2 separate regions of the Homo sapiens genome follow, and region 1 is linked to region 2. A link is a contact called in ENCODE Hi-C or POLR2A ChIA-PET data. All regions are on one chromosome and are shown on one strand. Each heading gives the region's core, a stretch centred on a gene start or an enhancer-like site at or near the end of the contact. The rest is flanking DNA. Distances are from core to core; before and after follow the strand shown.

Evidence for each region. A loop is a pair of places that touch in the nucleus more often than their neighbours do. ChIA-PET counts read pairs that join two places held with the same protein, here RNA polymerase II (POLR2A). Pooled maps may share reads with other maps.
Region 1: a pooled map shows a loop between it and region 2 (2.4-fold over the local background). The contact joins the promoter of PITPNM2-AS1 here to the enhancer-like site in region 2. A Hi-C loop is called at or near these places in 7 of 50 pooled maps. POLR2A ChIA-PET finds 5 or more read pairs at or near these places in 4 of 52 experiments (OCI-LY7, activated CD4-positive, alpha-beta T cell, activated T-cell and 1 more).

Annotation. Positions count from the first base shown.
Region 1 is chr12:123,079,759-123,083,269 of GRCh38, forward strand. It overlaps PITPNM2-AS1 (PITPNM2 antisense RNA 1), which reads left to right and starts at 1,626. Exons shown (of 3, transcript NR_038290.1): 1 at 1,626-2,234; 2 at 3,130-3,201; 3 at 3,477-3,511. The region is part of intron 2 of PITPNM2 (phosphatidylinositol transfer protein membrane associated 2); the gene reads right to left.
Region 2 is chr12:122,819,110-122,822,361 of GRCh38, forward strand. The region is part of intron 11 of CCDC62 (coiled-coil domain containing 62); the gene reads left to right. Among named protein-coding and RNA genes, the nearest start is that of HIP1R, 15 kb to the right of the region's middle. Within about 2 kb of position 1,807, at least 3 of the 41 ENCODE cell types and tissues checked have a DNase peak (open chromatin) inside an H3K27ac peak, as active enhancers do; they include OCI-LY7, where a contact is called at or near this core.

The DNA of each region.
Region 1 (3,511 bases), core at 376-2,875, 260 kb after region 2:
TTTTATTGCAGTAAAATACATATAACACAAAATTTACCATTTTAACCATTTTAAAGTGTTCACTTCAGTGGCATTGAGTATATTCACAATGTTGTGCAACCACCACCTCTATCTAGTTCCAGAGTTTCAGCATCCCAAAAGGAGACCCATTAGCAGTCTCTCTCCAGTCCCCTCTCCCCCAGCCCCTGTCAACAACCAATCTACTCTCTGTCTGTCTCTATGGATTTGCCTATTCTGGACATTTCATATAAATGGACTCATAAACTACATGGCCTTCTGTGTCTGGCTTCTTTCACTCGGTATCCTGTTTTCGAGGTCCATCCATGTTGTGGCGTGTGTCAGTCCTTCATTCTCTTTTATGATTGAATCATATCCCAGTACATGGATGGACCACATTCTGCTTATGCATTATCCATCAGCCAATGGACATGTGAGCTGTTTCCACCTTTTGGCTATTGTTGTCACATTTTTTTTTTAAGACACAGGGTCTCACTCTGTTGCCCAGGCTGGAGTGCAGTGGTGTGATTATAGCTTACTGCAGCCTCGACCTCCTGGATTCAAGTGATTCTCCCACCTCAGCCTCCTGAGTATCTGGAAATACAGGCCAGGGTCATGCCACTGTGCTCAGCTTCTCACTTTTAAAATGAAGTCTTCAGAGCCCAGTGAAATATTCCAGAGCCCCTCCTAAGGGATTTGTTCCCAAAGTTGCAGGCCCAGAGGCCCCAAACTGAGTGCTCATCTCACCCTGCCTTTCCACTAAAGCAATGCTCCCCATGGGTGACCAAGTAAGGGAGGCTCCAGCTGGCCCTGGGGCCCAAGGCAGAGATCCTAAAAGCCTGTGTGTAGCCCACAAGTGGGCCTCCAGCCTCCTCCAACCCATCCCAGGTAAGCAGTCAGCTGGGCAGGGAGACACATGCATGTGCCAACCCCACACCCATGCTTTGAGATCAAATGAAACCCGGTGCCAGGACCACTGGCACTCACTGACTACGTGACTAGCCAGTCATCACCCCTCTCTGAGCTTCAGCTTCTTCAGCTGTGAATGGGGCAACAATCTCTACCCCATGGGTTTGCTCTAGAGATGATGCTGGCGCCACCCAATAGAACTTTCCCCAGTGATGAACATGTTACACACCTGCACTATCCAGTGCAGCTGCCGTGACCTGCCACTGGCCCCAGGTGGCTACTAAGCACTTGAAATGTGATGAATGGGAGTGGGAAATAGAACTTTTCCATTTTATTTCACTTTAATTTATAATTGAACTTAAATAGTCACACTAGACTGGTGGTCAGTTCTAAGGCCTGAGGAGATGACAAGTGTAAAAGGACGCATGGTCCAGGCCCAGGCCTAGCTCCTGGTCTCTTCCCTCAACCCCTCCTCTCCTACTTACCCCACAGTGTCTGGGCAGGGGAGCAGGCTCTGTCCACAGCCTAGCTCCAGAGGCACCTCTAAAAGGAGAGAAGGTGGATGGTGGGGCTCTCAGGGAACAGCATAGATACCAACTGGGGAGTGGGCACCATAGACTCCATAATGACGTGGGTCTGGAACTGCAGGCCTCTCCTCTGCCCTGTTCTAGAACCCCTCAACTGCTGTTTCCCCTAGCAACTCCTGCGGTTATCCCTGGAATGTCTGGGCAGGGGCTGTAAAATTGGAATAGGTCCCCCCCCACTCCTTAATGTGGTGGCAGAGACCCCTGAGGGGAAATGCAGAGGGCCTTGGTTCTCGGCTGGGCTGTGGAGCTGGGCACTCAGGGAGTTTCACATAGCCACGAAGCTGCTTTCTCAGGCTCCTCTGGCAGGGAGCGTCAGGATGAGAATCCAGACCTGACTGCCACCCAGCCCTCTCACTTCGCAGATGCAAAAATCCAGACTCAGAAAGGGAGGTAACTTCTCCAACAGGGCGGGGTCTGAAGCCCAGGGTCCCGACCCCACCAAGCTGGCCCTGCAGGAGCCTCCTGAGAGGTGTCTCGGGAGCAGACCCAGGGGAAGGGGGCACTGTGCACTCTTGCCGGGTAGGCAAAAGTCTGTCTGCTTCTTGGCAGCTGTGTGGCTTCAAAGCCCAGACAGCAGGGACTGAAGACTGAGCAAGCCACCCCTCTCCTGTCCCAGACCCACCTGAACCCACCAAAGCTGGGAAAGGAGGGGTAGTGGAGACTCCAGAAAAACAGGAAAAATTTAAACTCAACCACTAAGTAAAGCATCATTAACTCCTGTTGTGCTGAGCCCACAAACAGGTAGGAGTCATGCAGAGGTGGGAGCTGTAGCTGAGGATGGGCCTGTACCCCCACCCTGCAAAGCCTTCTCCTGGCTCCCTCAACAGACTGGCCAGAAGGACCAGGACATGCTCAAAGCCCTGAATGGCCTCTCTCCACCCACTCAGAGTGAGGGCCTGCAGGCTCTGCCCTGCCACCTCTCCGCCCTGGCAAGGCCGTGGGCAAGTTCCTGCCTTGGGGCATCTGTACTTGCCACTCTCCCTCCCCTCTGCTCAAGGGCCCCTTCTCACTAAGGCCTTCCTTGACACCCTGATGTAAAACTTGGCCCTGACTCTAACCCTGGCATTCCTCTGACCCTTTCTAATTTTCTTCAGAGCGTTGATCGTTATCTAGTACCCGACTTACTTTTCTTTCTTCTTTCCTTTTTATTTTAAAAATTGTACATGTAACATAAAATTTACCATCTTAGCCATTTCTTTATTTTCATTTTTTTGAGACAGAGTCTTGCCCAGGCTGGAGTGCAGTGGCACGATTTCAGCTCACTGCAACCTCTGCCTCCCGGTTCAAGCGATTCTCATGCCTCAGCCTCCAAATAGCTGGGAATACAGGCGCCCACCACCATGCCCGGCTAATTTTTATATTTTTAGTAAGACGGGGTTTCACCATGTTGGTCAGGCTGGTCTCAAACTCCTGACCTCAACTGATCCGCCCGCCTTGGCCTCCCAAAGTGCTGGGATTGCAGGCGTGGCCACCGTGCCTGACCCATCTTAGCCACTCCCAAGTGCACACAGTTCTATGGCATTAGGCACATTCACATTGTTGTGCAACATCCCCACCATCCTTCTCCAGAACCAATTCACCTTCCCCAGCTGAACTCTACACATTAAACAATAACTCCCCATTCCCTCTTCACCAGCCCCAGCACTCACTGTTCTACTGTCTGTCGCTGTGCATTTGACAACTCTAGGGACCTCATCATATAATCATGGTAAGTGGAATCATACAGTATTTGTCCTTCTGTGTCTGGCTTCTTTCACTGAGCATGTCTTATGGGTTCATCCATGTGTCGTAGCATGTTCTTTTTAAAATATTGCCTGCCCAGGCACAGTACAGTAGCATACGCTTGTAGTCCCAGCTACAGGAGGCTGTGGTGGGAGGATTGTTTGACCCAGGAGTTTGAGCCCAGCCCCCTTGGGCAACATAGTGAGACCCCATCTCTAAAAAAAAACAAAAAAGTTTTTAACTCTCTGTCTCTCCTACTAGAATGGAGTCTCTACGAGGGCAGGGATGTTGGTTGG
Region 2 (3,252 bases), core at 557-3,056:
TAACTGATTCTAGAGATATTGGGAAGACAGAATTTAAATAACAGGGATTTACCTGGCAACACGCTTTACAAACTCCTCCCCCCATGCCTTTGTACTGAGTACAGCTAGGTACCGAAAAAGCAAATAATTTTGTTTAAAAATTCTTAATTTCTGCAATAAGGAAGCAGGGTAAAGTTCTGAGCAGCGTGTCTGCTTCTCCAGGGCTTTGCCATCTGTCGCTACAGACAAGGGTCGCAATTCAGAGCCTTGCTGTGAGACAGGCACTCTCCCACGTTGCCAGGGAGCAGGCAATGATTCAGTCCTCCTGTTGGGGAAATTGGCAATGTTTTCTAAAAATCACTGAAGAACTGACGCTTTGACAATGCAGTGTCACTTTGGGAATCTCTCCCACAGATACTTCTGCATGTGTATGAAATGGCATAGGCACACGTGTTTCTTTGCAGCATTGCTTTACAATAGCAAATGATAGGAGGCCACCCACCCAGTGTCCAGCAAAAGGGAACCGAGGGAATAAGCTGTGGTCCACCCACACGGTGGAGTTCTGAGCAGACATAGAACAGAATGAGGTGCTCTAGTATGTGGAAATATTTCCAGATATATTGCTAAGTGAGAAACGTGCAAGATACTGAAGGTTCATATGGCATTCCACATACATAAGGAGAGGGCCAGGAGCAGTGGCTCACACCTGTAATCCCACCACTTTGGGAGGCCAAGGTGGGAGGATTGCTTGAGCCCAGGAGTTCGAGACCAGCCTGGGCAACATAGCTAGGCCCTGTCTCTACAAAAAAAGGTTTTTAAAAACATTAGCGGGGCATGGTGGTGCACACTTGTAGTCCCAGGCACTCGGGAGGCTGGGACAGGAGGATTGCTTGAGCCCAGGAATTTGAGGCTGCAGTGAGCTGTGATTGAGCAACTGTATTCCAGCCTGAGCGATACAGCAAGATCCTGTCTCAAAAAAAAAAAAAAAAAAAAAAGAAGAAGAAGAAAAGAAAGAGGATGGAAATAAGAATATATATTTGCACAAAGACACAGTGGAAAGATGATATAAATTTTACCAATAGGAGGCATGAGGGATGAGGCAGAAGCGGGACTTCTCAGTTTATACCTGTTTTTATTATTTTGATTTTTAAACTATTCAAGAAAAACTCCAATAATTTAAAAATAGACAAAGGAGAAAAAAGGAGTTAGAGTAAGGGGAAGCGCACAGCTGAGCACATTGCCTCATGGCGGGCTTCCTCCTTGCCTGGAGGGTAGGGGTGAGGAGCGGACCCTACCATAAACTGAGCTTGGACTTGTGCCTGCTGTGTGGGCCTGGCCGTCCTGATTGCTGGCTTGAGATGGTTGGTGTTACCTGTCGGGGCTCTTGGCCTTTCTCGTGGCAGGCTGATAAAGCCTGCAGATCCCTTTCAGAATGAAGTTTTTAAACGAATAAGAGAAAATACATAGCATGGTAGCAAGGCACGGTGGTTCACGCCTGTAATCCCAGCACTTTGGGAGGCCCAGGCAGGCAGATCACCTGAGGGCAGGAGTTCCAGACCAGCCTAGCCAACAAGGTAAAACCCCCTCTCTACTAAAAATACAAAAATTACCCGGGCATGGTGGCGTGCCGTAATCCCAGCTACTCGAGAGGCTGAGGCACTAGAATCGCTTGAACCCAGGTGGCGGAGGTTGCAGTGAGCCGAGATCACGCCACTGCACTCCAGCCTGGGCAACAGAGCAAGACTCTGTCTCAAAAAAAAAAAAAAAAAAATCAGATGGTAAAATACATGGGCAATTTGCATAGAGAGGAAGCAGCATGAGTAAAAGCACAGAGGACTGGAAGCACCCTTGGGTGCCCCTGAGGAACTGTGAGGGATCCCGGGGTGGCTGGAATGCAGGCCACACAGGCAGGGGGAGGTGAGGAGGTGGGCTCACCTGCAAGCCAGGGGTCACCACGGAATGCACTGGGGTCTTTCCAGGCATCATCTCCCCTTCATTCCTCCCCCTTACCTCTCCACTCCCCTTCTTCCTCTTTTCCCCACCCAGACACCTAAGAAGGCTAACGAGGCACTTAGAGTTGCCGATGCTTAACTACTGACCACTGTTTTCAACACGGCTCACTGAGGGCTCACTGGATCGGTGCCTGTGTTAGGACTGACAGCGAGCCAGTTATATCTGGGCATTAGCTGATGGCCAGCGTTTAGCTGTAACACACATGGTGAAGCAGACAGAGAAGTCCTTCCAGATTAGAGACAAAGGGGACCCCACACATGAATGGGAAGTCAAGAAGCCTTTGTTGGATGGATGGATGGCAATTGTATGCAGTCACTTCATTATATTTTATTCATTCCCTAAGGTCTTATTTATTTATTATTTTCTGAGACAGGGTGTCACTCTCTCGCTCAGGCTAGAGTGCAGTGGCACGATCATGGCTCACTTCTGCCTCAAACTCCCAGGCTCCAGCGGTCCTCCCACTTCAGCCTCCTGAATATCTGGGAGTACAGGTGTTTGTCACCATGCCTGGCTAATTTTTTTTTAAGTGTATTTTTTGTCTCCCCGTGTTGCCTAGGCTGGTCTCAAACTCCTGGGCTCAAGAGATCCTCCCACCTCAGCCTCCCAAAGTGCTGGGATTGCAGGCGTGAGCCACTGTGCGTAGCCACTATGGTCTTTTTTAAATTGACAAATAATAATTGTATATATTTACAGTGTATAGTGCAATGTTATAATATGTATATAACATAGTAGAATGACTAAACCAGCTGTGTATCTATCACCTCACATACTTATCATGTCTTTGTAGTGGAAAGATTTAGAACCGATTCATTTAACAATTTTGAAATATATCATACATTATTATTGGCTGGGCACAATGGCTCACACCTGTAATCCTAGCCCTTTGGGAGGCTGAGGCAGGAGGATCACGTGAAGCCAGGAATGGGCAACAATGGGAGACCCTGTCTCTATAAATTTAAACACACACACACACACACACACACACACACGACATTATTTATCTTTTTTTTTTTTTTTTTTGAGACAGAATGTCACTCTTGTCACCAAGCTGGAGTGCAGTGTCGTGATCTTGGCTCACTACAACCTCCACCTCCCAGGTTCAAGCGATTCTCCTGCCTTTCAGCCTCCCAAGTCGCTGGGACTACAGGCGCGTGCCACCACGCCCAGCTAATTTTCGTCTTTTTAGTAGAGACAGGGTTTCACCATGTTGGCCAGGATGGTCTCGAGCTCTTGACCTTGTGATCCGCCTGCCTCGGCCTC